Linked DNA regions of Homo sapiens: regions 1, 2, 3, 5, 6 and 7 are each linked to region 4. Evidence: chromatin loops called from intact Hi-C (ENCODE). Cell type or tissue: endothelial cell of umbilical vein. All regions are shown on one strand. Region 1 has its middle 75 kb from the start of PDE4B. Region 2 holds the start of MIR3671 (microRNA 3671). Region 3 has its middle 100 kb from the start of PDE4B. Region 4 overlaps PDE4B (phosphodiesterase 4B). Region 5 has its middle 73 kb from the start of DNAJC6-AS1. Region 6 has its middle 30 kb from the start of SGIP1. Region 7 overlaps LEPR (leptin receptor).

Region 1 (4,000 bases), 520 kb after region 4:
TAATATCTTGAGATTAGAAGACATACATTCATACAGATAACAAAGTCAGGATATTCACCCAGTTCTTTTTGATTAATGGTGTATTGATGAGCAAGATGGTGGGGTAGAAGGCTCCACCAATCAACCCCCCAACCCCCTGCCACAAGGACACCTATCTACACACAAGAAGCACCTTCATAAGAACCAAAAATCAGGTGAACACTCTTAGTACCTGGTTTTAACTTCATATCGCTGAAAGAGTCACTGAAGAGGTGGGAAAAACCTTCTCGAATCACCAACAATGCCCCTGCTCTATCCCCTGGCAGCAGCAGCCTGGTGCAGACAGTGTTTCTTCGTGCTGGGGAAAGGGATATTTATTGCAGCATCAGTGAGGCAATGTACTCAGTGCTGCCCTATTAAAACAGAAAACAAAACCAGACAAAAGTCAGCGGATGCCCGCCCATGGAGAGAGCAATTAAATCAGCCATAGCAAGAGGGGAATCACCAATCCCAGTGGTGCAAACTTCAGTTCCCATAAGCCTAGCCATCACAGGTTAACATGCTTTGGGGCCCTACATAAACTTGAAAGGCAGTCTAGGCCACAAGGACTGGAACTTCCAGGCAAGTCCTAGTGCTGAACTGGGCCCAGAGACAGTGGACTGATGGGGCATGCAACCTACTGAGACACCAGCCAGGGGCAGCTAAGGGAGTGTGGGTATCACCTCTCCCCTAAACCCAGGCTGCTCAGCTCCAAAAGAGACCCCTTCCTTCTGCTTGAGGAGAGGAGAGGTAAGAGTGAGGAGGACTTTTTCTTGCATCTTAGATACCAGCTTAGCCACAGCAGGATAGGGCATCAGTCAGCATCATGAGGCTCTTATTCGAGGCCCTAGCTCCTGGATGACATTCCTAGACATACCCTGGGCCAGAAGAAAACCTGCTGCCTTGAAGAGAAGCACTCAGTTCTGGCAGTATTCCTCCTCTGCTAACTGAAGAGCCCTTGAGCCCTGAATAACCAGCAGTGATACCCAGGTACTATGTTAAAGGCCATGAGTGAGCCTATAAGACTTGCTGGCTTCAGGTGAGACTCAGCATATTACCAGCTGTGGTGGCTATGGGGAAAAACTCCTTCCACTTGAGAAGAGCAGAAGAAAAAGCAAAGGATATTGCTTTTTCTATTTATTCAAATATCATTTGTCTTGCACCTTAGGTACCAACACTGCCACAGGGGTGTAGAACATCAAGCAGGCTCTTGGGGTCCTAGATTGCAGGACTTGACTCTTGGATGGTATTTCTGGACTTGCCCTGAGTCAGATGGGAGCCCACTGCCCTGAAGGGTGAGTCCAAGGCCAGGTAGCATTCACCACAAGCTGACTAAAGAGCCCTTGGGCCTTAAGGGAACAACATTATTAGTCTGGCAGTATTCCCTGTGGGCTAGACATGGTGGTGACCATGGGGTGAGGCTCCTCTGTCTTTGGAAAGGGGAGGGAAGAGTAGGAAGGACTGTGTCTTGTGGTTTGAGTTCCAGCTTAGCTGCAGTATAAGAAAACACCAGGCAGACTTCTAAGGTTTTTTACTCTAGTTGCTGGCTTCCAGATAGCACTTCTGGTCCTGCCCAGGGCCAGCAGGAATTCACTACCCTGAAGGGAAGGACACAAGCCTTGCTGGCTTTGCCACCTGCTGACTGTAGAGCCCCATGGCCTTTACGAATTAATTATAGACTGTAGCCAGGAAGTTACAGCAGGCCTTAGGTGAGACCCGGTGCTGTGCTGGCTTCAGGTGTGACCTAGTACGGCCCTAGTCATCATGGCCACAGGGGTGCTTGTGTCACACCACCCACAGCTCCAAGTGGCTCAGAACAGAGAAAAAGATTCCATTCACTTGGGAGAGAGTAAGGGAAGAGAACAAGAGTCTCTGCCTGGTAATCCAGAGAATTCTTCTGGATCTTGCCCAAGACCATCAAGGTAGTACCTTTATGAGTCTGCAAGAACCCCAGCATTACTGGGCTTGGGATGCCCCCTAGAGTGGATACAGCTTAGATCATAACATGCAAATTCTTTCAAATATCTGGAATGCCTACCCAATAAGGACAGCTAAAACAAGCCCAGACTGAGAAGACTACAATAAATACCTAACTTTTCAATGCCTAGACACCAAAGAACATCTATAAACATCAACACCATCCAGGAAAACATTACCTCACCAAATGAACTAAATAAGGCACCAAGGACCAAACCTGGAGAAACAGAGATATGTGACCTTTGAGACAGATAATTCAAAACAGCTGTATTGAGAAACTCAAAGAAATTCAAGATAACACAGAGAAGGAATTCAGAATTTTATCAGTTAATTTAACAAAGAGATTGAAATAACTAAAAAGAATTAAGCAGAAATTCTGATGCTGAAAAATGCAATTGGCATACTGAAGAATGCATAAGAGTCTTTTAATATCAGAATTGATCAATCAGAAGACAGAATTGCTGAGTTTGAAGACAGGCTATTTGAAAATACACAGCCAGAGTAGACAAAAGAAAAAAATAATGAAAACCAATGAGACATCCCTACAGGATCTAAAAAATAACCTCGAAAAGGAAAATCTAAGAGTTATTGGCTTTAAAGAGGATGCAGAGTAAGAGATAGAGGTAGAAAGTTTATTCAAAGGGATAATAATGATAGCTTCCCAAACTTAGAGAAAGATATCAATATCTGAGTACAAGAAGGTTATAGAACACCAAGCCAATTTAATCCAAAGAGTACTACCTCAAGGTATTTAATAATCAAACTCCCACAGGTCAAGGATAAATAAAAAAATTCTAAAAGCAACAAGACAGAAATAAATAATATACAATGGAGCTTCAATACATCTGGCAGCAGACTTTTCAGTGGGAACCTTACAGGCCAGGAGAGTGGCATGACATATTTAAAGTGCTGAAGGAAAAAAATCTTTTCCCCTAGAATAGTATATCCAGCAAAAATATCCTTCAAACATGAAGGAGAAATAAAGACTTTCCCAGACAATAAGCCTTTCCCAAACTGAAAGCCTTTCTTCTAAGATCTGGAAAATGATAAGGATGCCCACTTTCACAACTTTATTCAGCAAATACTAGAAGTCCTAACTAGAGAAATCAGATGAGAGAAATAAATAAAGGGCATCCAAATTGGAAAGGAAGAAGTCAAATTATCCTTGTTTTCAGATTATATGATCTTATATTTGGAAAAACCTAAAGACTCCACCAAAAAACTATTAGAACTAATAGACAAATTCAGTAAAGTTACAGGATACGAAATCAACATACAAAAATCGGTACCATTTTTATATGCCAACAGTGAAGAATCTGAAAAAGAAATCAAAAAGTAATCCTATTTACAATAGCCACAAATAAATTTAAATACCTAGGAAAGAACTTAACCAAAGAAGTGAAAGATCTCTATAATGAAAACATAAAACATTGATGAAAGAAATTGAAGGTGACACCAAAAAATGAAAAGATATTTCATTTGTATGGATTGGAAAAATCAATATTGTTAAAATGTTCATACTACTCAAAGCAATCTACAGATTCAATGCAATCCCTATCAAAATACCAATGACATTCTTCACAGAAATAGAAAAAAAAAACTCTAAAATTTATATGGAACCAGAAAAGACCCAGAATAGCCAAAGCTATCCTATACAAAACAACAAAACTGGTGGAATCACATTACCTGCCTTCAAATTATAGTACAGAGCTAAGTCACCAAAGCAGCATGGTACTGGCATAAAAACAGACACATGGATAAATGGAACAGAATAGAGAACCCAGAAACAAATCCACACACCCACAGTGAATTCATTTTTGACAAAAGTGCCAAGAACATACACTGGGTAGAAGACAGTCTCTTCAATAAATGATGCTGGGAAAACTGGATATCCACAGGCAGAAGAATGAAACTAGACCCTTATCCTTCTCTGTATACAAGAATCAAATCAAAATGGACTAAAGACTTAACTCTAAGAACTCAAATTATGAAACTACTACAAGAA
Region 2 (4,000 bases), 1.2 Mb after region 4:
GTATCACTGAATTAGATGATAATTTTCAAATTGGAAAACAAATCACACTAGTTAAAAGACCAGTGGATTTAAATACACTAAACTATAGTTTAAAAGTATTTTCAAATATTCTGCTTGGCCAACAACTTACGGTGCCTTCAGTTATTTAATATATAATCAGATATTCAAAGGTTTAAAACAATATTTTCATCTTAGTTTATAAATATGAGGGATGTAGCATGTTTTTTGTGCTTTTATTTGTACTCCACATTGATTGATCGCTTGAGAAAAGGTCTTTGTCACCCAGGCTGGAGTGTAGTGGTGCAGTCATGGCAGCCTCAGCCTTTCATGTTCAAGCAATCCTCCCACCTCAGCCTCCAAAGTAGCTGGGACTACTGGCCCTGCTCATACTATTTTTTGTAGAGACAGGCTTCCACTATGTTGCCCAGGCTGGTCTTGAACTCCTGGATTCCAGCAATCCTCCTGCCTCAGCCTCCTAAGGCGCTGAGATTACAGGTGTGAGCCACCATGCCTGGCCTTGTACTCCACGTTATTTTAAAAGTTCTTTGGTGTGCCAGTTTTCTATAAGTGCCTGGTTTTGTAGATAATATTTGGTATATGCGTTATGAAGAAATTGTTCCTAGTTGTATCATTTTTAACATAGAAGAAGTAGTTTAAAATCAGTTTGGGTCCTGGAAGAAAGCATTTTACATCACTGTTTTCTCTCTTCCTTAGTATGCAGTTATTTTTTCTTACTGTAGCATGAGTACCTGTAGTCACTTGTTTATAAATTTAGACAGTTCAGTTCTTAGACGAAACATGTTGAAGAAGAAATATTTCTGATGGATTTAAATTTTCAAAAATGCACGTTTATAAACATTTTCAAGAAAAAGCAAGACACATTTTTGAAACATTTATTTTAAAAATACCATTTTGAAAACCCATATTTTTCTTCCTTGAAACTGCTTTAGAATCTGAGAGAATATTAATTTAAGTAACCATTCACAGAATAATGACAATTTGCTGCTTGTTATTAGGGATGCTTGGCTTCTTTTTTTTTCTAATTTAGGTAAAAAAATGAAATGAGAGAAAAATAAGGAGAAAAAGGAAGTATCTTTTACTTTACCAAAAATGTTTAGTTGTTGCATGGGTTTTGGTGATGGCTAGTAGAGTGAATTTCAACTTTGCAGTACACTTCCTTCGTCTTTATACTTCATATTTAGACATTGAATCACACTAATATTTTGGTGAAGAACAGTCTAATAACTACAAATATGTCAGGATTATTTATTTGTCTCCATACTTACCCAACCTTCAGTGTTTCAGGGTAAGTATTCAGTTTTCCAAAGCTGACAGAATTGTGGTCAAGAAATATTAGTTGATAATCTTATCCTTTTTCGTGGAACAGCTATCTAAAATTTTACTCTAAAATAATCACAGTATCTTTGTTCACGTAGCAGATGTTTATAATTCGGGTAAAAATGTGCAACTATTTCCAAGAACCTTAGGTTATGGGATCCAACTGTGATTTTTTTTTTTTCTTTAATCTTCGTTGCCCTCTCGTGTTTCAACTCTGTATTACAGTTGGCTAAGACCTAGATGATGACCTCCTTAATTTTTAGATATTTTTGCATTTTAGGCAATGTTGTTTTTAATTTGTGTGTAGGTGGATTGTTTCATTGGATGTTGCTTTTCTGAAGATAAGGTCATTTTCATAGTACGTAAAGTTAATAGTTGAGTTAGATTCACTGTACTTTTATTTTCTGACTTCTGCTGATCTAAAGAATTGATTCATCTACCTGACTTATTTGAAGTACAGTGCTAATATCTAATATGCATATAATGAGTCTTTGAAATTGAGCAAATGCCTAATGAAAACATAATTATTTTTCAAATATCTGTCAAGTTCCACTCATATTGAAATAACTTGAAACCTTATGACATGGAAAAAACCCAAGTGAATCATGGTTTTAATAAGTTGATATTCTGATGCCTGAATTCCAATTTCAGAATCTTTTGTACTTTTTATTAAAAGGAAGAATCATCCCTAAAATGACTTCAGAGTACGTCTCAAAGGTACAGATAATTTAAAAGCAAGTGATGTGTATATGTTATTATTACTTTTTAAAAAGGTATTCTGAAGGTTGTCAGTATCACCATAGGTATAGAATTGACATAAACTATAGTGAAAAATATCAATGTTACTAATTTGAGTACATTCTTAGCACTCAGAGCAAGAGGAATGAAAGTCATTTTTGCTAATGTGCATTTTTCTTCTTAATTATAAAGCCCCACTAGCTTCTGCTTCATGATCTCAGTTACTGAGAAAACTAAAACAAAAAGTAAATGTTTTTAGAAATCCTTTTGTTTGTGTAAACTGAATATCCAGTTGATGGAGTTGGACAGCTAGGGTAGGGTAGAGAAAACAAAGCACTGTGTTCACTCATTTGACATGGTTCTGGACATGGGTTCGCCATAACTTAGCAATATATGATCTCTGGCAAATCACCTAAGTTTTTTTTTTTTTTTTCTGCCTATAAAATGGGGTAATAATATCTAATCTATTTCCAGAATCCTTTTTTGATGAATTAATGAATAATTCATTGCCAGCCCCATAGCGTCTTGTGAAAACCAAATGAGAAAACATATAGAGCAGTTTTGAATGTTTGGCAGATATGAAGTATTATTGTCATGTTTGGTTATGAGCACTTTGAAGACAGGAATCATGTCTTAGTTATCTTTATTTCCTGAACATCTAGAAGAGGGCTTTAGAACGTAGTAGTTCCTCGGTATATATATGAAAAATCAATGATTGAGGTCAGGGAGGCACAGTCAGTGAATCCATGCATGGAAGAGATAAGCTGTGAAATATGCTGGAAGCTTACTGCATATTTGATGTATTAGAGTGAAAACCTAATCATGCAGTTGTTCATCCTCATTAATATGGATAAGTCATGTGTTCATCTTTCATTCTAATTTAATTCAACTGGGCCTTTTAATATTTCAGCCTCACCACTTGCTGGGCTCTGATCCTTCTTTTTCTTCTGCCTCCTCACGTCTCCAACCAGAAGGTGATCTTTTAGTCCTTCACTTCATGGGGAGCCTTCAGAGAGAGTAATGCAGCCACCAGAAAGGATGCCGTTGACCGACACAGTGACTGACAGGCTGCCCTGGCTCAGTTATCACAGTGCTGATGCTGTCTATTCTAAAGGTACAGTACTGTGATAACTGAAGGATGGCAGCCATCTTACCTTCCATCAGAGGAGCCTCACCGTACCCAGGAAGAAAGAAGGTGAAAGAGGAATGTGAAACAGGTGGCTGGGACCCAGAAACCCTCTTACCCTGCACCTCTGTCATACTTCTCCCGGGGCATAGGGAGAGTTATTCTGCTTCTCTTTGCCTTGTTTTGTAACATGGGGTAGTTGTTGGTGCAGCCATGTTGTGCTGAGTGAACATATATTAAGATCTTTGGAACCTTTAGGAGACTGAAAATAGGTAAGTATGAATTAGTATTTCTGGAATGGTATTCAGAGAACTTCGTACCATTTTTATAAATGTGAAAGGTAACCTAATTAGAACAGCTTGGCACTTGTCAGTACACTACTAGATTTCAAAATCAGATTCTACTTACAGGGAGAAAAAAAAAGCCCAATATGTTGAACAGTATTGAAATTGTTGCATAAATAAAAGTCCATCATTGTAGACCAGCTTACTGAAGTGAAGAAAGAAAAAAAGTATATCTTTGTCTTGAAGGAGTAGATAGTGACATGTCATGTTTCTTTCAGGATATTTAGGATCTGGCCTAATTCAAAAGAATATTTACTGAATGCCTATGTTATTGCTGCTGCTGTCACATTTACATGAAAATAAAATGTAAATTATTTTATTTCTATCAAATAAGGACTAGTCTGCAGTGATATCTGGCACATATCGATTTCAGGAATACGAAGCTGTAAACACCAAGCCAGCATCACGTGCATGAAAGACTAGGAAATTTTTTTTTTGTTGCCCACACGGGAGT
Region 3 (4,000 bases), 550 kb after region 4:
CTCACCTTTCTTTCCTGGGGAACTTTGCTGCCAGGGAATATATCAGCTAAGACTGTCAATTCATCGAAGTGTTAATGACCACAAAACTCAAAAAGGAAGAGGTCAAATATGTTCCCTTTGTTCCCAAGAAACTTAAAGACTTCTATTGACTTCTTCGCTGGAGATAAGTCATGTGCTTTCCAAGAGGTAGCCACAGCCAAGTTTCAAATAAACCCTATTATGCCTTCCTTCAATGGGTACAATCTTGACTGACATTTACATAAGTAAGAGAGACAAGTGACCCCTCCCAGAGCAATCTCTGTTCCTAACGGTGCCTTCCATCTGTACCCCTGGAGATATTAGAACTGGAAACCTTTAAATGGCGTCTTTTCTTGCATAAAATAAAGAGCCCTCAGCTAGAAGCATCCCGTTACAAGATCACCAAGGTATGATAAGCCATGCTATAGAGTGTATTTCATTCCAAGAGGAGAATCAGAACTGAACAGTTTTAAGTAGAGGAGAGACTTTGATTAGATTTTTATTTGGGGGAAAATAACTGCTGTGTGGAAGTTGATGTTTAGAACAGCATCATTGGAAGGTAAGATGCCTTTGAGGAAGCTGTTGGAAATTATAGTGGGCCAGACTAGAGTTGTGACAGTAATGATAGAAATACGTAAATTGAATGAAGAGATTTAATCTAGTGGACTTATTTGTATATGGGACATGAGGGAGAAGCAGGGGTCAACACGGACACCCAGCTTTTCAAGTTCGACAAGGATGAATGCTAGAGTTAGCCACTTACACTAGGAACACAGAGGGAGAGAAGGGTTGGTGGGAAACACAGATGATTATCAACTTTTTGGGATGCCTTGGGTATGATGCAGATCTGGATTGAAACCGGGTCTCCCTCCATCACAGTCCAGGCCCTCTAATGCAACATAGGGAGCACTCCCATGGAGATGTCCAGAGGACAGCTGGATGAATGGGCCTGGGACTGAGGAGAACTGTCTGGCTGAGACATGAATCTGTGCATCATCAGAAAATGGATAACACCTAAAGCTATGGAAACGGAGGAGCTCTTCCAGGGAAATTGCGTAGATTGGAGAAATAAAAAGGCATGTATCTGGCCCCAGGAAACACCAGAATAAAGGCGGATGAGTCTCCATAGGAGGCTAAGAAAGAGTAGCCTGAGAGGTATGGAGACCATGAGAGTCTTACTTCAGAGAAACCAAGATGACATAAGATTTAAAGGAAGAAAGCGTTGTCAACAGAGTCAAATGCTGCCAAATGAAGAAATAAGAACTGCAGCAAGGAGCCACTTTTCAGTTTAAATGCCTTCAAAGACTCGTGTTTCTTTATTGAGCAATATTCATGAGCATGATATCTGGGTCAGAGTTCACTCAGGGATACAGAACACATTATGTTTGTTAAAGAGAAGGCATTTGGTGCAAGGAATGGGTCACACGAGTGCTGGAAGGCTGGAAGAACAAGAGGGCCCACTGCAATGGCCTAGAGAACAAGAACTGCAGGAAGCAACTGCAACTCCTAGGAGTGAGGAATCCAAAAGGGAGAGATGGTGTTTCCAGAATGAAGAGCTGGGGAGAAGTTCCAGGGGCCTGGAGCTCAGACTTCTTGGAGGAAGCTCTGGAAAGCTGGTGCTCAGACCACTGAGGAAGAAGAATCCAGCCAGGGCTTGGATTACGAAGGGATTTTAAAGCCCATCTGGTGAAGGACAATAGCATGGCCTGTTCACTGACTGCCAAAGAAGGGCGACCCAGCTGCTGCTGGCAACTTAGGGACATGGAGAGGCTGGAGCCAACTGTCTGTGGCTCTAGAGAAACAAGGACAGGAATAGAAAAACAGGAAGTCCATTTCCCCCTTCTCTCACTTCTCAGCCACTTTCTAGTGCCTCACATTGGCAAAACCTAAGGAAAGCAGCTAGCAAAGGAGTTCAGGAAATGCGATTTGCAAAGTCCCAGGCCCAGTTGCCGAGAGATAACAGATTTTTAAGTGCCAGCATGTAAGACCCTATCCAATCTGCCCCATAAAACAAAGTAGCTTGAGCCATGAAATTCAGCATTACTATCCACCAGACATAAAAACATGAGCAAGTTACATGCATCTAAGCTGCTATTTCCTCTCCTATGAAACAAGAATTCAATAGTACATGTCTTCTATTGCACAACATACTCGATCCTGAAAAATCTCACATTCTACAAAATCACACTAAAAATAAAGGACTAAAGGGAAAAAAATGAAATTGAGCATATCTCTCAAAAGCTGTGAAACTTTGCAACCAGACAGAAAAACAATAGCTGGAATCTCTGGAGATAACTTGGACGATCCAGGCAGGCTGCTCAGCACAGTTGAAGGCTGCTCAGCACAGTTGAAGGCTGCTCAGCACAGTTGAAGGCTGCTCAGCACAGTTGAAGGCTGCTTCAGGGGCTATCAAAAAAGCTCAGAGTTATAGAGAGGAGATGGTATCATGTAGGCACTAAGAAAATGCAGATAGAAGTGGAGCTCTGAACCAGAGGGGCTGCAGTGAATGTAGACAGAGGGGGACATGGACCTGCCGAGAGCCAGGATCTTGCGTAAAGCTGGCTTCTCTAGAGAGGGAGCCCCATGGCAGACTCTCATTTTTAGTTTTCTTAAAATAGAGCAGTAAGGGCCCTGAGTCTAAGCCACAGTTGAGCTGAGGGCTTTCTTATTTCCTGCTGAACGTTCTGATTTTATTCCTGCTTTTCTAATTCCCCTAGCCTTGCGGGGTGGGGTGGGGAGACTATCTGAACCAACCCAACTTCATTATACTGAAATCATTCCCTTATTTTCCAATCAAGTATAAGCTAACTGTTGTTACAGAAGCATACATTGTAGCAGAACAAACCTTACCCATATTAGTGTTTCCTGAGAAGTAAACATGAAAACCCATGAAAAGTGCTAAGCAGAATACAAGGAAGAAATTTATGTTTGTGCTGTTGTTCTTATGCCCCCTGCATCTTCTTCCACTGCTTCCTCACATGCAGCCTAAACTATGTGAAGTAGCACCTGGCATGTATTCTTGCAATTTCATGCAACTGCTTGGTTGCCTCTCCTAAAATGTCTACCAGTCTCCTAGCCTCGATTTCTACCCTCAAGGTGTCTGGTTAATTCCTATTCCTTCTCTGCCTTAGCCTAAAGAAGCCTCTGACCCTCTCTGTCCTAGACTCCTAGAGAGCCTTCGTCATCCCTCTACAGCACTTACACCACTGCTGACTGTGTCTCCAACAGGAGGTGGGGCTACTGGAGCGCAAGCACTGCATCCGATTCTCATGTCTATAGCCTCAGTGTCAACTACAGTGCCTGGAACCACCAAGTTTGGCTGTTGACAACGTTATCCCACAGGGAATAGTCAATGATAACCTGGGATTAGACTGCAGAAGGGTTTATACACCTACTTTTAGAATTCAAGTATTATTTGGTCAATACCAGAGAACTCGCAAATGTTTTTAAAAAGGCAGTCAAAACTGGCCCTCGGATGAATGAATGCAGCATCTCTAGGTCAGATGGACTGGATGAGGGCAGACTGGGGGTGTGAAACCTCAGAAGGCTCATGCTGTGAGCAGAGCAGAGGTGATGGGGGTAAAACAGGGAGCCCATAGAGGGAAGGAGGGGAGAAGGGAGGGCCTCAGATGGAAGCTTCAGAACTTGGCAATTGATAAGATGGGGAGAAGACTCCACAGCAACTCTCATATTTTATGCTTAGGATTCTGGAAGAATATTCACCCTCTTTCAAAATGGGAATAGGGGAAGAAAAAGCTTATTGGGAGTGAGAACTTGAGCGTGATTTTGCTCATCTGGTATTTCACTTGGTAAGGTAGAGACCCAAGTTTTAGTCCCTCTCAGCCCAAGTTAAGCTGTTGGTTAGTAAGTCTTTTTGTTTGTTTGTTTTGTTTTTTGTGATAGAGTCTCGCTCTGTCACCCAGGCTGGAGTATAGTGGTGCGAGCTCGGCTCACTGCAACCTTCGCCTCCTAAGTTGAAGCA
Region 4 (4,000 bases):
AACCAACACAGATGTACAACTTTGGAACAAACATGAATCACCAACCAGACACCAGCCCCAGTCACAGCAAAATTAGCGGGCAGACATCACAATACGTCCCACAGATCCAGGGAGTGAGGAGGGGTGTGGGCAAAGGGAAGGCTGAGGACAGGCTTAATAAGCAAAATGAATATACCACACAAACTGAAATACAATTAGGAAGAAAATGGAATCTACAGTAGCAGAAACAAACACATAAATAGGGCCATTATTTGTTTAGGGTAATTTTTGCCTCTGCCTTCATCAGGACACATATTTCACCTTTAGGCTGCTTTATATTTTAAAAAAATCATTATAAAAGAAATATAAGAATATTATATAAAACGTAGACAATAGAGAAAAGAACAACATCATTACTAGCAGTTTATTTTTTTCTCTTCTGAATATTTTTTCTCCTGCAGGTTTGGATCTTGATTTTTTTCACAAGTATTTGTTATGTGCTACAGTTTTCAGAATTAGCATTTTCCATGAGCTGCTTCATTCAGTTGCTGTATCACAATTTTCTCAAGCATTTTCTCTACTTTCACTCTTCATATTTGCAATTCTGAATAATGTTGCAGTTGATAACTTTGAGCTTGTAGCTACTTCAACATTTAAATGAGGTCACACAGAAGTTTCAGATAGATTAAGACAGGAAGTTACTCACAAGTTTCTGAATATTTGATTGTGACTTATACCTGCCTGGAAGGGGTTGCCCATATATACACGGCATTGAAAGTGGCCTTTTCCCTGGGTCCAAAGACCCTGCCAAGCCCTGCTCTCTGATCTTCAAGATTATTTATGTTGCCTGCTCACTTGGATCTGCCTTCTTCTCCCTGCCTCTGCCAATATCCCTGGACTGAATCAATTGCTCATCTGAGACCTAATGTTTTAACAGCCTTCTCTTGCATTGTATCTAGTGTTCTCAGCTCTTCCAGGCAGTGATGGTGGGTGATGGGCTGTATGAGAAGTGGTGCTTCCCATAACTGGAATGTCTTTCCCATTACAGTCTCCATTGAGCTAGTATCTTCAAAATTCAGTTCATGCCATCTCCCAGAGTATGCGCTCTCTGACACTGCAGTCCAGTTTGATTTTGACACATGCTCCTCCTCTGTGCTCTCCTAGATTCCTTTACCATAGTACTTTATCACAGTACTTGCAATTCTGTTTTAATTCTCTATTTATTTACTGCTCCCCAATACATTGTTATCTCCAAGCCAGAAGGGACTCAGTATTACTAAGTATTACTCATTCTTGTATCCCAGGCACCTGGGTCAGAGCCTTGTAAACAGTAGGTCTTCAAAAAATGTGGACAGAACCAACTAAAATATACTATAACTTACTGCGAAATGTTTCTCCAATCCCTCCCCTCTTTCTGCTTCCCTATACCCACCTCAGACCCCACTGCCTTGTGTTTCTGCTGTTTCCTTTAAATGAATCTACAGAGATGTGTCATTAATTTATTTGTTCGGCCTTGTGAGACAGTGATCTAAATAAAATAAGATACATTTTTTAGAAAGCACTGCTATGTTCTCCCTGAGCAAAACAAATCTGCATAGAAATATCACTGGCTTAGCTGTTTGAGATGGTCACATCTTTACACAAACTCGCAGGAGGAGAAAAGCCTTCTTATACCAGCTTGTGTCTGCCATCTTCTCATCTCTTCATTTTTCAATATGAGCAGGAACGTTCTCTGGCCCACAGTTATTCTCCTGGTGGTTTCTATTCCTGGGGAATCCTTGCAAAGCCAGCCCTGAGCTGGTGACACGTGAGCCAGCAGATGGCAGCAGACTGCCACACTGTCCTTAGGCTGCAGGCCCCAGCCTCCAAGCCCAGCAGGTGGGGCTGCTGGCAATTTTGGAGGGAGAAACATAACTGAAGCCTTATTCATAAGCCTGGGAGGAAAAATCAGGGATAAAGAAAAGAGCCACAAGGTGTACCATGAAACCTTTGATTAACCTAAGAGAAGCTCTACTTCCTAGAATTCAAGTTAAGCCAGGTGGTCGCAGAATTGCCTGCAATTGTCCCCAGGGTGGTTGTTTCCTGATCCCCAATTACTTGCACAAACTCCAATTTCTGTAACAAAGACTCATGAAGCAACATCCTAGGAATAATTCATTTCTGAACCAGAGGAGATTTTTCTTTCGCAACTTAGTCATTCTCTAGGTGAACCTCTTTGGCTTATTCTAACAAATAACCCGCTAGAAAGACTGCAAACTCCACAAAAGAGATTCAAATCCACAGGTCCGCAGAATGGTTCACTGCCTTTTGGGAGAGAGCTCTTGCTGTCTCAATTTTGCTTTTCTTTCTTAGAAATTACTCACTGAGTCTCTTTTATATCATTGAATTATAACAACTCTGGCAGGCTAATTCTTTTTGCCTCATTTCAAAGAAGAGAAAATGGAGGATCCAAAATGTGAAGCTTCATTTGAAAAATGTGAAGCTTCATTTGAAAACTGCTAAGGTGTGACCTCTTTTCATTACACCTTACAATCTGTGCCCTGACCCCTCAGATGTCCCCTTAGACTCCTTGATTCCAGAACCGGCCATGCTAGACTATACTCTTGTGTTTACTTATCTCTCTCACTCCACCAGATGGTGACCTCCTTGAAGCAGGAATGAAGCCTTCATTTAGTTTTGTAGTCCCAGGGCCTAGAGCTGAGTATCACACCAAAAGGCACATAACAAATATTTGTTAAATGAATGCAAAGATCTTATAGTTTTTTCTCGCATCTGACAAAAAGCCAGTTTCATTTGGATTAAAACCTCTGGCAGGTGATGACCTCAGTGGAGCTCTTAAAGGGAGTCACTAGGTTCTTCTTTCCGCATTCTCCCTTCAGTATCCCAGGAACTCCGTCCTAGGAGTTTTTGCTTACAGAAAATGTTTCTATAATAAGGTGTATGTTTCTGTATAGAGTGTGTGTGTTGTGGGGGTAGGCATAGTCATGAAAAAATGCTGTGTTTCTTAAAATTTCTATTGGAAAATATTCTCCTCGGTTGTACTCAGAAACTAACTGTATCGGGAGGCTGAGGCAGGAGAATCACTTGCATCTGGAAGGCGGAGATTGCAGTGAGACAAGATGCGCCACTGCACTCCCAGCTGAGCAACAGAGTGAGACTCAGTCTCACAAAAAGAAAAAAAAAGAAAAAGAAATGAATGTCTTCAAATGCTTGTCTATCATTTTAATAAAAACAAATAAATATTTATCCATTTACTTAAGTGATTATATTGGCTATCACTTCAAATGTACTATCTGATCCCTATAGACAGAGAAGTTTAACAGGCACATGTGTTTTTACCCACAATGACAATGACCCATCTTTCTATAATTAGTCACTGCAGGCTGCAGCCAGTCCTAATTTCTAATGAAGGACTAAGCTGTGAAAAACACAGCCAGCCTAATATAGAGCCCACGACCTAGACGAAGGCAGGCAGAACTCCTCTGGCCACAGCTACAGCAGAATATTACAGTTATGCCATAAGAATTCAGTTCCAAAGTCTATGACTTCCCTTCCACAGACTAGGAAGACGAACTCTGATGTTCAGCTCATCTGAAGTCTAGAAGCAGCTTCCATTGCTTTCTCTTCTTCCAGGGCCTTTGAAAATTACATTCATGGCAGTAATCCAAAACTGCTTTCTCCACAGAAAGGCTCAACCAGAGGTAGCACAGGAATGCTGAAGAGCTCTGAGATTCTAGGGATCCGGCTTCTACTTCCAGCTCTGTGGGGGAACTAACTGAAATGAAACAGGGGCTCCCTGTATCCTGCCCCCCACACCTCAGTCTTTTCCCACAGAAATGAAGTTGTGAGGTAGATCCCTGAGGTACAAGATTAGACAACTTGCAGACATTTTGGAGATAGAAAAAATGTTGGTTATCAAGTGTGGTTTTATGTTAATGGTGATGAGCATTCATTTACTCAACAAATATTTAGCAAGCACCCACTATGAAACAAGGCACTGTTCTCCGCCTGAGAATACAGC
Region 5 (4,000 bases), 1.0 Mb after region 4:
GTATTTAGAAAAGTTTTTATTTGCTATTAATATGCTATATAATGCTGCCACAACTTTTTCTTTACTTAGTTTTCTACTAGTTGGTTTGTCAACTTTAAATGATACTGATATGGTTTGGCTGTGTTCCCACCCAAATCTCATCTTACAGTTCCCATAATCCCCACGTGTCATGGGAAGGACCCTGTGGAAGATAATTTAATCACCGGGGCGGTTACCCTCATGCTGTTCTCTTGATAGTGAGTTCTCGTGTGATCTGATGGTTTTATAGGGGGCTTTTCCCCATTTTTGCTGGGCACTTCTTACTACCGCCATGTGAAGAAGAACATGTTTGCATCCCCTTCTGTCATTATTGTAAGTGTTCTAAGGCCTCCCCAGCCATGCTGAACTGCGAGTCAATTAAACCTCTTCCCTTTATAAATTACCCAGTCCCAAGTATGTCTTTATTAACAGTGTGACAATGGACTAATATAGATACCCTCCAGTTTCTACCTATTACATATATGGCAATCAAGTAGCTTATTCTGCTCTCCTCTGTCTCCCTCTGTTCTTCTATATTTTTATTACTTTAGTTCTGTTATTTCTACTTTTGGACATAGAACATTTACATATTATCCTCACGCCTTTGTCTCTGCCTTCATTTTAGTCTCTTCAATTAAATAAAGGACATGTTCACCACAGTTACCTGCTGTATTTTCTCCAGTTATCTCTTGGTTTAATGAGGCTTGTTATCTAGTGTTAACAGATTCCTAATAAGGGCCAGGCACAGTGGCTCATGCCTGTAATCCCAGCACTTTGGGAAGCCGAGGTGGGCGGATCACTTGAGGTCAGAAGCTCAAGACCAGCCTGGCTAACATGGTGAAACCCCATCTCTACTAAAAAGAAATACAAAATTAGCTGGGTGTGGTGCCGTGCACCTGTAGTCCCAGCTACTCAGGAGACTGAGGCAGGAGAATCTCTTGAACCCAGGAGGTGGAGGTTGCAGTGAACTGAGATCATGCCATTGCACTCCAGCCTGGGCAACAGAGTGAGACTCCGTCTCATAAGAAAAGAAAAAAAAGATTCCTAGTAAGGAATATTAAAATATACAGGCATGGTGGCTCATTCTTGTAATCCCAATACTTTGAGATGTCAAGGTGGAAGGATTGCTTGAGGCCAGGAGTTCAAGACCAGCCTGGGCAACATAGTGAGATCCCATCTCTCCAAAAAATTAAAAATTAAAATTAAAATTAAAAATTAGCCAGGTATGGTGCCACACACCTACAGTCCCAGCTACTCTGGAGGCTGAGGCACTTGGGCCCAGGAATTTGAGGCTGTAGTGAGCTATGATCACGCCACTGCACTCCAGCCTGGAGGACAATATGAGACAAAGAAAAGAAAGGAAGGAAGAAAAGAAAAGAAAGGAAAGGAAGAAAGGAAAGAGAGAAGAAAATATAACTTGAATTTGCATTTTAAAACTATTTATCAATCTTGATAACTGAAGATCAGCTTAACTGGATATAAAAATCCATGGTTCACACTTTCTGTCCTTGAGAGCACTGCTCCATTGTTGTTTTGATCTGTGTATTGAATCACGTGGTCTTTTTGCTTGGAGGTTTAGAGGTATTTTCCCGGGCATACAAGAAAATATCTTACACTTGACCACTTGGGGTTAATTTTCACACAAAGCATCCTTTCAGTAAATAGATTCAGGATTTTTCAACTTAATCTTTTGGTAAGCTTTATTGGATCATAGCTTTGAATCTTAGTCTCAATTCACTGCTTTTTCTTCTTTAGAAAATTCAATTATAGGTGTGTTAGATCTTCTTTGTCTTCTATAGCTATTCTTTTCTTTTGGGGCTTTTCATTTTGTTTCAATTCTCTTGGAAATTTTCATTCCAATTTTTCATGTGTCCTTTGTGTACTTTTTTGAATTTGCACCTTCTTGCATACCTTATAATTTAGCTCTAATTTTTAGGATTAGTGTGTTCCTTCATTTTCTTTTCTGTACTCAGTCAACTCTTGTTTCACAAATCCTCGTTTTGTACCCACTTCTATTTTGCATTTGTGAGTTTCTGTTTTGTGTGTTTTCTACATGTCATTGATACTATTTGATTTATGTTGAAGTGTCGTGCTGTGGTTTTCTCCGCCTTGAAGTTGGGTCTTGAATATTTTCATCAGCTGAAGAATTTTGATTCTCATTTTCTTTTCTTTAAAAAATAATTTTGGATGTTCATTTTCAAGACTGCTGGATTTTCTGTTCATTTTCAAAACTGTTGGATTTTCTTGGGCCAGGTGTTTCTGCAAATGAGGCTGAAGGATTTGAGTAGTTTACTAGGTTTCTTAGCTCAAGAGTGCCCTCTTCAGTAGATACAGTAAAATGCAATTTCCTTAATGAACAGCATTTTTCTCTTTTCTCTTTTTTTTTTTTTTTCTTCTCTGCATGGAGTGGAGAGTGTTAGGGGGAGTTTAATATGTCATCATTTTTATGAAACTCTTCTTTCTGTAGGATTCTTAATTTCCAACTTTTTCTTCCCTCTTCATCACCAAATTTCCAAGAGATACCTTTTCTTACTTAGTTCCTCTTTTCTCTCCCAGAAGCAGTACCCTCTGAAGACTTAAATGTTTGGGCCCATGCACTTTCAAGCCCCTTCAATTCCCCAGTAGCAAGTGCTGTAATGCAGTGTGGCTATTCTTAGTATTTCTCCACTTAGTGTGAGACTCTCTGGGATCCGACTGCATTATGTTTTTCTCAAATAATTCCTGTTTTTCTCTTCTTTCTACCTGAGCTTAATAGCTGGGACTATGATTTACCCTCTTAAATAAAATGAGAGTTTCTATTAAATTTCCTAATATGTAGTAGATATGAGTTGTAATTTTATTTGCTGTCCTTGTTGAGCTGTATGTATGTATGTATGTGTGTGTGTATATATGTATTTATTTATTTATGAATGACAGGGTCTTGCTCTGCTGCCCAGGCTGGAGTGCAGCAGCATGATCTTGGCTCACTGCAGCCTGGAACTACCGGGCACAAGCAATACTCCTGTCTCAGCCTCCCAAAGTGCTGGGATTACAGGAGTGAGCCACCATGCCCAGCCTGTATGGTTTTTTGAAGATGTGTAGAAAGATTCAGATCTAGGCATCTGTCATTATCTTCTAAGAATCCTTACTATCTAGCCTCAACTTATAAATACAATATCTATAAATTTTTAGGTAAGACTTTCATGTGTATCCTAAATAATTCACCTCTTTTAAATTATCTTTATACTGAGGAAACATAACAAAGTTTTTTTAACAAAGATAAAATATAAAAGATGGTTCACCCAGGTCTCTAAGCAATTTTAGTCTGCCTCCCTTCTCCTTGACCCTGTTGGACTAATAGAAGTCTTTCATATTGTGGTGGGTGTATATGATCAATGTACCCAGAATAGTCAGGATGTCATGGTGTTCAATATGTCCAGAGTAGCCTGTCTGAGATGGTCAGTGCCCCCAGGATGGTTGACATAGTCAGTGGATCTGGAGGGGTCAGTGTATGTGAGCCACTACTTTGAAGAGAGTGGCTGGTCTGTCCTGACTGATCTAGTTATGGACTATTCATTTTTGTATTTCTGAGTCCTCCTTGTCAGGAAATGGCATCCCTCTCTCAGGTTATATGGCACTAGATTGGCAGGGATGCAAAGTGTCAACTACTAATGGGGTATGAGACATAATTTCTTCATGGGAGGCCTTCTAGACTTTTTAAAGGGACTGACCCCAGGATCCTGGCAGGAGAAAAACTGGCCACAGGAAAGACTCAGCACTGCTTAGCTCCTAGTCACTTTCAAATAGTAGAGCTCCCTGTCTCCAACTCCTTGTGGTCCTGAGCAAGGCAAAAGGTGCCTTGATTGTGGTCCCTCTGGTAGAGAGAGAGAGAGAGAGAGAGAGAGAATCACTGGATATACTTACACATATTCACTGGCTGAAATTAATATGGGAAAACATCACATCAGTTGAATTACGGAGCAGGGGAGAAACTCAAGTGATT
Region 6 (4,000 bases), 260 kb before region 4:
TATTGCAGTAGAGTTTAATTAATGCAAAGCCAGCCAAGTGGTAGAATAGGAGTTTATTATTACTCAAATCAGCCTCTTCGAGAACTCAGAGGCTAGGGCTTTTATGGGCAATTTGGAGCTAGAGGATGGGTGCTGCTGATTGGTTGGTGATGAAATCATAGGAATGTGGAAAACGGATGGTCCTCATGCGCTGAGTCCACCTCTGGGTGGGAAACACAGGACCAGCTGAGTCATGAGTCACTGGTCTCAGTCGGGTGAGTTGCCAGAATGCAAAAGTCTGAAAAATATCTCAAAAGACCAATCTTAAGTTTTACAATAGTGATGTTATCTATAGGAGAAATTGGCAAAGTCACAAATCTTGTGACTTCTGGCCATATGATTCCTGAGCATTAAGAGATTATAGAAAAACAAGCTAGGGACAATGGCTGGTTATTGTTTAGCTACACCTACATTTTAGCAGAATTCAGGCCCCTCCCGTAATTCTAATCATTGTTCTTTCATGCCAAAAATTCAGACAAAGGTGGTTTCCATTCCTGAACAGGAGGGGATCAGTTTTAGTAAGGGACTATTATCAATCATCCTTACATTAAAGTTAAACTATAAACTAAATTCCTCCCATGGTTAGCTTGGCCTACACCCAGGAATGAGTGAGGACAGCCAGCCTGTGGGGCTAGAAGCCAGCCTGTGGAGTCAGCTGTGCTAGACTTCTTTCACTGTCATAATCTTTGCAAAGGTTGTTTTAAGTTTGCTCTGTTGCCCTGGCTGAAGTGCAGCATCATGGTCATAGCTCACTGCAGCCTCAAACTCCTAGGCTCAAGCAATCTTTCCGTTGCAGCTTCCCAAGTAGCTGGGAATACAGGCACATGCCACCACACGCAGCTGAAAGTTTCAAATTTTCTACCTTAAAAATTGAAATAGGCTGGGCGAGGTGGCTCACGCCTGTAATCCCAGCACTTCCGGAGGCTGAGGCGGGCAGATCCCTTGAAGTCAGGAGTTCAAGACCAGCCTGGTCAACATGGTGAAACCCCATCTCTACTAAAAATACAAAAATTAGCCAGGCGTGGTGATGGGTGCCTATAATCCCAGCTACTTGGGAGGCTGAGGCAGGAGATTCACTTGAACCGCGGAGGTTGCAGTGAGCCAAGATTGCATCATTGCACTCCAGCCTGAGCAACAGAGCAAGACTCCGTCTCTAAAACAAACAAACAAAAAACCACAAACAACAACAACAATAACAACAAAAAAATGGAAACTTCTGAATATTTGACATGAGGCTTTTGATGTGTTTTTGTTTGTTTGTTTTTGTTTTCATGGTTAGCCTGTTTCTCTTAAAAGCAAAGTTGAGAGAAGGAAAAATACCCACATACTGTATTCTCTTTTCAGTTAGACTTTAGGTTTACCAAGTTTTACCCCACTGCCCCACCACTTCACAATTAATTATGCACATTGAGAAATTGTAACTTATATCAAATTATGTTCTAAATATATTGTTTGTTTCATGGAAGTAAAGATTAATAGCCTAAAAGGGGCTTTAAAGATTATATGTTCAACCCTCTCAATTTATAAGAGAATGGAAGCTCAAGGAGTTAAAGGAACGTGGCCAAGTTCATGCAGCCACACTGCATGGCAGAACTTAAATTCAGATTCTTTTTTTAACTCCCCCAAATTATATTTAAAGACCATAATTAGTTTAGGATTTTTGGAAATACTTTTATCATAAAAAATTGCAAAGGCAGAAGCTTACAGAGTTGAATATATTATATGTATGCCTACCACCCAGCTTTATTGAATTTTAATATGTATTTAGATTTGGAAATAAAATATTATAGGTAGAGTCGAAGCTCTTCTCCCATGTTCTCCTCCAAAATTCTCATCACTTCTGCCTTTCCTCAGAGGTAACGATCTGAAAAATTTGATGTGTTTCAGGAATTCCTTTAGGAACACTTTTAAAAGGAAATAAATTCTAAAAGTAATTACATTTACAGAGAGTTTTTATTCTTACTAAACTCAGTAAACCTTTAATGTTAATAAGAGAATGCAAATAAAGTTTGTTTACAGAAAGAAAAAAAAAACACCCAGTGGAAGGAAACTGACTGTCCGGATATGTCTTCCAGCAAAACACCAAACTGAAACTAAGTTTTACTGACTAAAGATCATACATAAGAGATCTTTTGGTTTAATAATAAGAACCAAATCCTGTTTCTCTATGAGTGAAAATGGAGAGAGATGCTTTATGGGCATGCAACCATGGAGTAACAAAACACCCTATAGCTCAAGGGGTCCTTTGCTTGGCTTAATGCTCTGTTATTGCTGTCTCAAAATTCTAGATACTTTTTAAACAAAGGGCACCATATTTTTATTCTGCCCTGAGCCTTGCCAATTATGTTGCTGGTTCTGGTTCCCAAGGCAAGTGGCAGCTAGCTACCGTCTAAGGACTCTTGAGGTGACAATGGCTGTCAAATCCACTTTGTCCTCAGGAGGGTGCTGTTCCACCTTTAATACTCAGTCCTAGTCTTAGATGCAGACTTTTTGCCTTCATTTCCCAATGTGCAGCTAAATATAAAATCAGGAATGTGTAAGTAGGATTTTAAAGTCTGAGCTACTCCAAAAGAGAAATAGACATGGAAATACAAATAGATATGAATTTGTTATCTATTTGTTGAGCTTTGACCTTGTGCCGGGTGCATGGTAAATTCTGTGTTTCTTTAATTTGTATAACACCTTATGATACAGATGTGATCATTCCCATTTTACAGATAAACTGAGAAACAGGCAGTTTAAGTATCTTCCAAAGAGTAAATAGCTAGTAAAAGGAAGAATTAGAATTTTAGCCCAGTTCTCTCTGCCTTCAGAGATCATAAGTGGAAGTTTTGTTTGTTTTTGTTTTTAATCTAGAAAGGATAATTCTAGAAACAGCCAAGTAACAATTTTTTTTCAATTTTTTTCAAATGTCATTCTCATAAAATGAGAAAGATTTTCCATGGTGCATCATGCAATTTTTGAACCCACCTTACTAATTAGATGCAAGGTCCTGTATTATTGTCCTGTTCCAATAATCATGTATCTCAAGGTTTATTTGTCCAGTGGAAAAGTTAACTATTTATTGTTATGTTAAAATGCGACCCAGTATACCTAGTACCCATACAGAAAACACATTTCCTTGCAGGAGTTTATATTATTACAGTATAAGTTGGTCTCTACTATAAAATGAAGCAATGGTAAGTACCACATTGAATATGATATTTCCTCATAGAGTTTAAAGAGCAAATCAATATCAGATTAAGAAAATTCCCTTTGTTTCTCAGTTTATCATCATAAATGGGGGTTACATTCTATTGAGTGCGTTTCCCACATCTACTGAGATTTTCATACTTTTTTCTCCTTTCTTAAGAACATAAGGTGTCCAATTACATTACTTGGCTTTTTAACATTTTAAATCTTGAATAGCTGATATAAATTCCACACAGATATTACATATTCATTTTGTTATACATTACTGAATTTGGTTTGCCAAACTTCTCTATTGTATCTTTGTTGTCTATTCAATCCATTTTTGATTTTATTTTTATAATAAATACCCTTTCTTCTACTTTCCTTGGGTTTATTCTCTTGTTTTCATTCTAACTTCTTAAGGTGAATGCATGGCTCATGTATTTTAAGCCTTCCTTCTTTTTATTTCCCAGTATTACCATTTACAGTACACAATTCCTTTAAATACAGCTTTGGCTGGACCCCACCAGTGTTTTAGTTTTTACATTCAGTATTTTGTTTTCCATTATGAGTTCTTACTTGATCCATGAGTTGTTTACAAGTGTATGCTGGAATAAAAAAAAGATTAAAAATAAAATAATCTGTAATGCAATCTGTGAAATTTTCATAGCCTTTAATTCTCTATCTTTAGCTTTGTCTAATATTCTATTCTGCCTGTCCACCGAGTTCTAATTTTAGTTATTATATTTCTCATTTCTAAAAGTTTTGTTTCCTTTTCACATCTTCTTGG
Region 7 (4,000 bases), 810 kb after region 4:
ATGAGAACATTAGAAATTTACTCTCTTAGCAATATTGAAATATACATTCAATTATTCCTATATTTAGCATGCTGTGCAAGTGATCTTTAAAAAAAAATCACACTTATTCCTCCTAACTGAGGCTTTGTACCCTTTGACTGTCTCCCAATTCTGAGAACACTTTTCATAAATTTGAGGAACTGCCTAAATATTATAGGCTTGAACATCTGAACTTGTCCTCAGCATGAAAGCAGGTGAGACTTTTTTTTTTTTTTTAAACAAATGAGCAGGTAACACCCAGAGAGGTTAAGTGGTTTAGCCACTGGAAAGATAAGGAAGTTGGGTGTGATGTTTACTTCTCTATGATGATGCTTCTCAAACTTTCATGTGCATACAACTCCTTTGGATCTCATCAAAATGTCCTGGGTCCAGAGTGGGGCTTCAGATTCTGCATTTCTAATAAGGCTCTAGGAAATGTTGAGGCTCTTGGTCTGTGGGCCACACTTTTAATAGCATGGACTACAACACAAAGAGGGATCCACCCCGGCCTTCCTGGGTCATGAGAGGCCTGCTTCAGCGTTATCTGCCTCTCCAAGCACATCCCCAAGCAAAAGGTTTCGATGCACTGCATAAGGTGGCAGCTGCCTACAAGACTGCGTTAATATATTTTCTGAGAGCACCGTGACTACATGAACAGCCAAACAAGTAACATAATTTGAGTAACATAATCTAAATTTGACAGGTCTATTTGCTGAGAATAAAACTCATCTCCTACTTATGAAGTCTTTCTTAAAGTGAACATGATATATAAAGGTATTAAAAAACCCAGCATATTAAATTTCATAGTAAAATGCCGCATGTGCACATGTATACAGATAGTATGAGTTCTAAGAAATTCAATGCACTGTAATCAGAATAAAGTGCTACCACTGCTCCCAGCTAAAATCATCTCCTCTTCCAAATATAAGGAAAAACCCTTGAATTGTAAGGAAAATGACTGCATTGCCTGCCAACACAAGGCCGCAGGCTCCCCATTTGATCTGAAAGACAAGAAAAGAAGGATTAAATCCTTACTTCCTTCATATTGTACTCTTTGCAATCCCTATTATTTTCTGCATTAGAAACATCCAATGAAATGTTACACAAAGCTGCTAAAAGGCTTAATAATGTAACAGGAGACAATGAACTGTTCAGTAATGAGTCTAATTACTTCTGTGATGCTTGTTAATTAAGTCTGGTATCATCCTTAACATGTTCCCAATTAGACATATTTCTCTACTTGTTTTTAATTGACAATGATTGCCTTAAGTAAAACTCAAGTGGTAAGATTATAAATAGTGCAATTACAATATTGGGTACTGAAAGTTCTGCACACATCAACTTCTTTCATGGAAAATAAAAATTGTAGAGTTATAAATTTGTGTGTTTCTTTTCTAGGCAAGAAAAGACTTTAAATAATAGTCTTCATACAACTGAAAACTGCTTTCCAGCTTAGTAGATGGTTTGTAGATGGTTTTACAGAAGCACATTTGGGGGTGAGAGTACCCTCTAGTGGGCATTTTTTGTTTTACTTTAAGCAAGAGAAACATCAATGAAAGTTTCTTCACAAAATATGATGGCAGTATTGAAAGGAAAAAATATAAATATTTACTGCAGCGCTTAAGAAGGGCTGGTCTAAAGCACAAGAAAAATAAAGTCATGACAATCTTGTTGTATTCAAAAACCTTCAATCTTTCCCCATTATCTAGACAAAGATCAAACTGGCATGGGGTTCAAGACCATTGCTAATCAGGTTTCACAACCCTTCCAGCCTTAACCTCAACAACTTTCTTTTAGCTCTACCACACTGGATTCTTCTTTATTCTATATACTGCATTCTTACACTTGAATGTCATTCCATACAACAGCCATCCTACCTCAATACAAATGCTATTTATCCTTAGAGGCCCATATCAAATGCCAGTCGGAATTTCTCTCTTCTTGGTGCCCCTATGGCATTCTGATCATGCTTCAACCGTCTCACTTAGTACACTTATAGTATACTTACCCAGCAAGCTAGTTTCTGTGTTCCTCAGGAGCAGAGACAGTACCTATTTCTTATTTCTGGTGTTTTACAAGTAGCAGTTGTTGCAAAGATATTTATTGAATGAACAAGACTTGCGCTTATCTGATATTCAATGCCTCAAATAAGAGTTTCATAAAATTAAAATAGAACGTAATTGGAGGGAATAAAATCAAATAGTAGGAAAGACAGTGAATAGCAAATAATTGAATAAATTATACCTACAATGTGTACTCTGAAGACAAAAAGAAAGTTTTTGTCTTGGAAGTGAAGATGTCAACTTATTCACTGCATTTTCTGGAAGCTACACAGTTGTCCCTCAACATATACCTATTATACTGAGTTGAGAGTTGAGTCCATGATCCCATTTGCAGGAGAAGAATTTGAAATATCTTCATCTTGCAACTAGAAAAGTACTGCTAGCATAGTATCTGTGGATTACTGTAAGATTTAAGAGGCAGGAATTTAAGAACAATTCCAGAGAATAGCTTAAAGTAGAAAAAGTAAGAAATCATATCGTCTGGCTAAAAGTTGTAAGAGAAATAAAGAAAGCACTCTGAAGGCATGGCCGAACTACTGTTAGGCAGGTCTAAAGTAGAGGAACAGAGAAACTAAAAACACACGGCCTTGAGTATAAAGCCTAAGTAATGAGCATGAAATGGAGGTCCCAGACACAGGCCTCTGAAGTAAACTCAGCAACGGTTGGGCAAAACAATAGAAAATAAAACTTACCACAGCCACACGAGCAAGAATAACAGGAAATCCAAAGGCAGAAACAACAATTCCAGTAGTGAAGAAATATGCCAGTTCCCGACAGGCACTACTGGTTGCATCTGAGTCATAGGTGACTCTTTTGGCAATGAAATGGGGGATGGGGGAGATGGCGTGGAAAATCAGGACGAATAAGGGCCAGTAAACGCTGTCAGTTGGACCCAGGCAAAATCCAAAAAGAAAAGTAACAGTTACATTTTAAATGAAAGACATACTACTATTTCAAAATCATTGCTATTTTAAATGTTTAGGTCAAAAAATTAATTAATTGTGAATATTAGAACATAAGATGATTTCTACCAGGGATAGATAAGTAGTGATAATTTTAAAATTACTATGTAGGTAGCTTATATTGTGTTAAGAAGCCACTATATAATATATACCCTAGAAACTTTACTGTTTTCTGTACCACTGAGCCACAATTTCTTTAAAGACAGAATTTTAACTTGGTCATTTCTGCCTTCCCTATAGAACATAGTAGAGTGTCTTGCAAAAGCTAGTTCGGTAAAGATCTTTTGAGTGCACGCATGCTTGAAACCTTTTAAGAGCTTAGAATAAACCCTAAATTCCTTGCCCTAGCCTACAAAGCCTTTATGGTCTGGTATTATCTACTTCTTCCATTCATTTTGTACTCTTTTCCCTTCATTTGCTTAATCTGTAGCCACACCAGCCTTTTTTCTGTCCCTTGAACACTCTTGAGCTCATAGCTGTTATCCTGGGGCCTTTGCGCTAGCTGTGCCCCCTGCTTGCAATGTCCTTCCCCATGATCTTCTCATTGGCTGACTCCTTCATACCATGTGATCTAAACTGACAGATTCCTTTCTAAAAGCAGAACTTTCCCTGGTCATCTATTCTAATGTACCCCAGGTCACCCTCGAACATACCACCCTCTTTGAACTTTCTGCACAACACTTATTCCCATCTGATAGATTAGTCTTGATCAAACGCCATTTATCTCCAGGGCCTAGAATGATGTACTCCATTTATACTTGTTAAATGAATAAAATAATAAATAAATTTTAAGTACGGAAGGCATGAAAATAAATATGCTCACTAGTGAAAAGCTTAGATGTACTTTGATCTTCATTATAAGAGCTCACAATTAATAGTGTAATGCAAAAACAAAACAAAACTGTTTTCCTCCCAAATTTCAACATTTTGCAATTATAAAAAAAAAATTGCCATCTG

Evidence for each region. Hi-C counts contacts between places; a loop is a spot of excess contacts. Peaks named below come from ENCODE experiments on the same cell type or tissue, not always from the same donor. Only the 100,000 strongest peaks of a DNase experiment are listed, where the experiment ranks them.
Region 1: a loop joins it to region 4, with 19 times the contacts of the local background. A loop is called at or near these places in 13 of 110 quality-filtered maps.
Region 2: a loop joins it to region 4, with 8 times the contacts of the local background. A loop is called at or near these places in 9 of 110 quality-filtered maps.
Region 3: a loop joins it to region 4, with 5 times the contacts of the local background. A loop is called at or near these places in 3 of 110 quality-filtered maps.
Region 5: it touches region 4 in a loop (23-fold over the local background); 10 of 110 quality-filtered maps call a loop at or near these places.
Region 6: it touches region 4 in a loop (4-fold over the local background); 49 of 110 quality-filtered maps call a loop at or near these places.
Region 7: it touches region 4 in a loop (10-fold over the local background); 8 of 110 quality-filtered maps call a loop at or near these places.

Annotation. Positions count from the first base shown.
Region 1 is chr1:65,716,005-65,720,004 of GRCh38, reverse strand. No RefSeq gene overlaps it. Among named protein-coding and RNA genes, the nearest start is that of PDE4B, 75 kb to the left of the region's middle. In endothelial cell of umbilical vein, no CTCF peak of the experiment used is centred here; no DNase peak of the experiment used is centred here; H3K27me3 peaks cover 182 bases.
Region 2 is chr1:65,057,654-65,061,653 of GRCh38, reverse strand. MIR3671 (microRNA 3671) reads left to right here and starts at 3,812; the gene lies at 3,812-3,899. MIR101-1 (microRNA 101-1) reads left to right here and starts at 3,146; the gene lies at 3,146-3,220. It also overlaps a transcript of JAK1 not described here. In endothelial cell of umbilical vein, a CTCF peak has its summit at 1,573 (motif pointing left); a DNase peak (open chromatin) is centred at 1,533.
Region 3 is chr1:65,689,506-65,693,505 of GRCh38, reverse strand. No RefSeq gene overlaps it. Among named protein-coding and RNA genes, the nearest start is that of PDE4B, 100 kb to the left of the region's middle. In endothelial cell of umbilical vein, no CTCF peak of the experiment used is centred here; a DNase peak (open chromatin) is centred at 1,845.
Region 4 is chr1:66,240,670-66,244,669 of GRCh38, reverse strand. The region is part of intron 3 of PDE4B (phosphodiesterase 4B); the gene reads right to left. Among named protein-coding and RNA genes, the nearest start is that of PDE4B-AS1, 190 kb to the right of the region's middle. In endothelial cell of umbilical vein, a CTCF peak has its summit at 1,818 (motif pointing right); a DNase peak (open chromatin) is centred at 1,799; H3K27ac peaks cover 713 bases.
Region 5 is chr1:65,234,416-65,238,415 of GRCh38, reverse strand. No RefSeq gene overlaps it. Among named protein-coding and RNA genes, the nearest start is that of DNAJC6-AS1, 73 kb to the left of the region's middle. In endothelial cell of umbilical vein, a CTCF peak has its summit at 2,348 (motif pointing left); a DNase peak (open chromatin) is centred at 2,335.
Region 6 is chr1:66,502,522-66,506,521 of GRCh38, reverse strand. No RefSeq gene overlaps it. Among named protein-coding and RNA genes, the nearest start is that of SGIP1, 30 kb to the left of the region's middle. In endothelial cell of umbilical vein, a CTCF peak has its summit at 2,451; DNase peaks (open chromatin) are centred at 191 and 2,471; H3K27ac peaks cover 928 bases.
Region 7 is chr1:65,428,822-65,432,821 of GRCh38, reverse strand. All of the region lies in intron 2 of LEPR (leptin receptor), which reads right to left. It overlaps LEPROT (leptin receptor overlapping transcript), which reads right to left. Exons shown (of 4, transcript NM_017526.5): 3 at 2,774-2,960; 4 at 1-1,019. The coding sequence ends at 903. Among named protein-coding and RNA genes, the nearest start is that of LEPROT, 10 kb to the right of the region's middle. In endothelial cell of umbilical vein, a CTCF peak has its summit at 1,526 (motif pointing left); DNase peaks (open chromatin) are centred at 1,521 and 2,731; H3K27ac peaks cover 3,106 bases.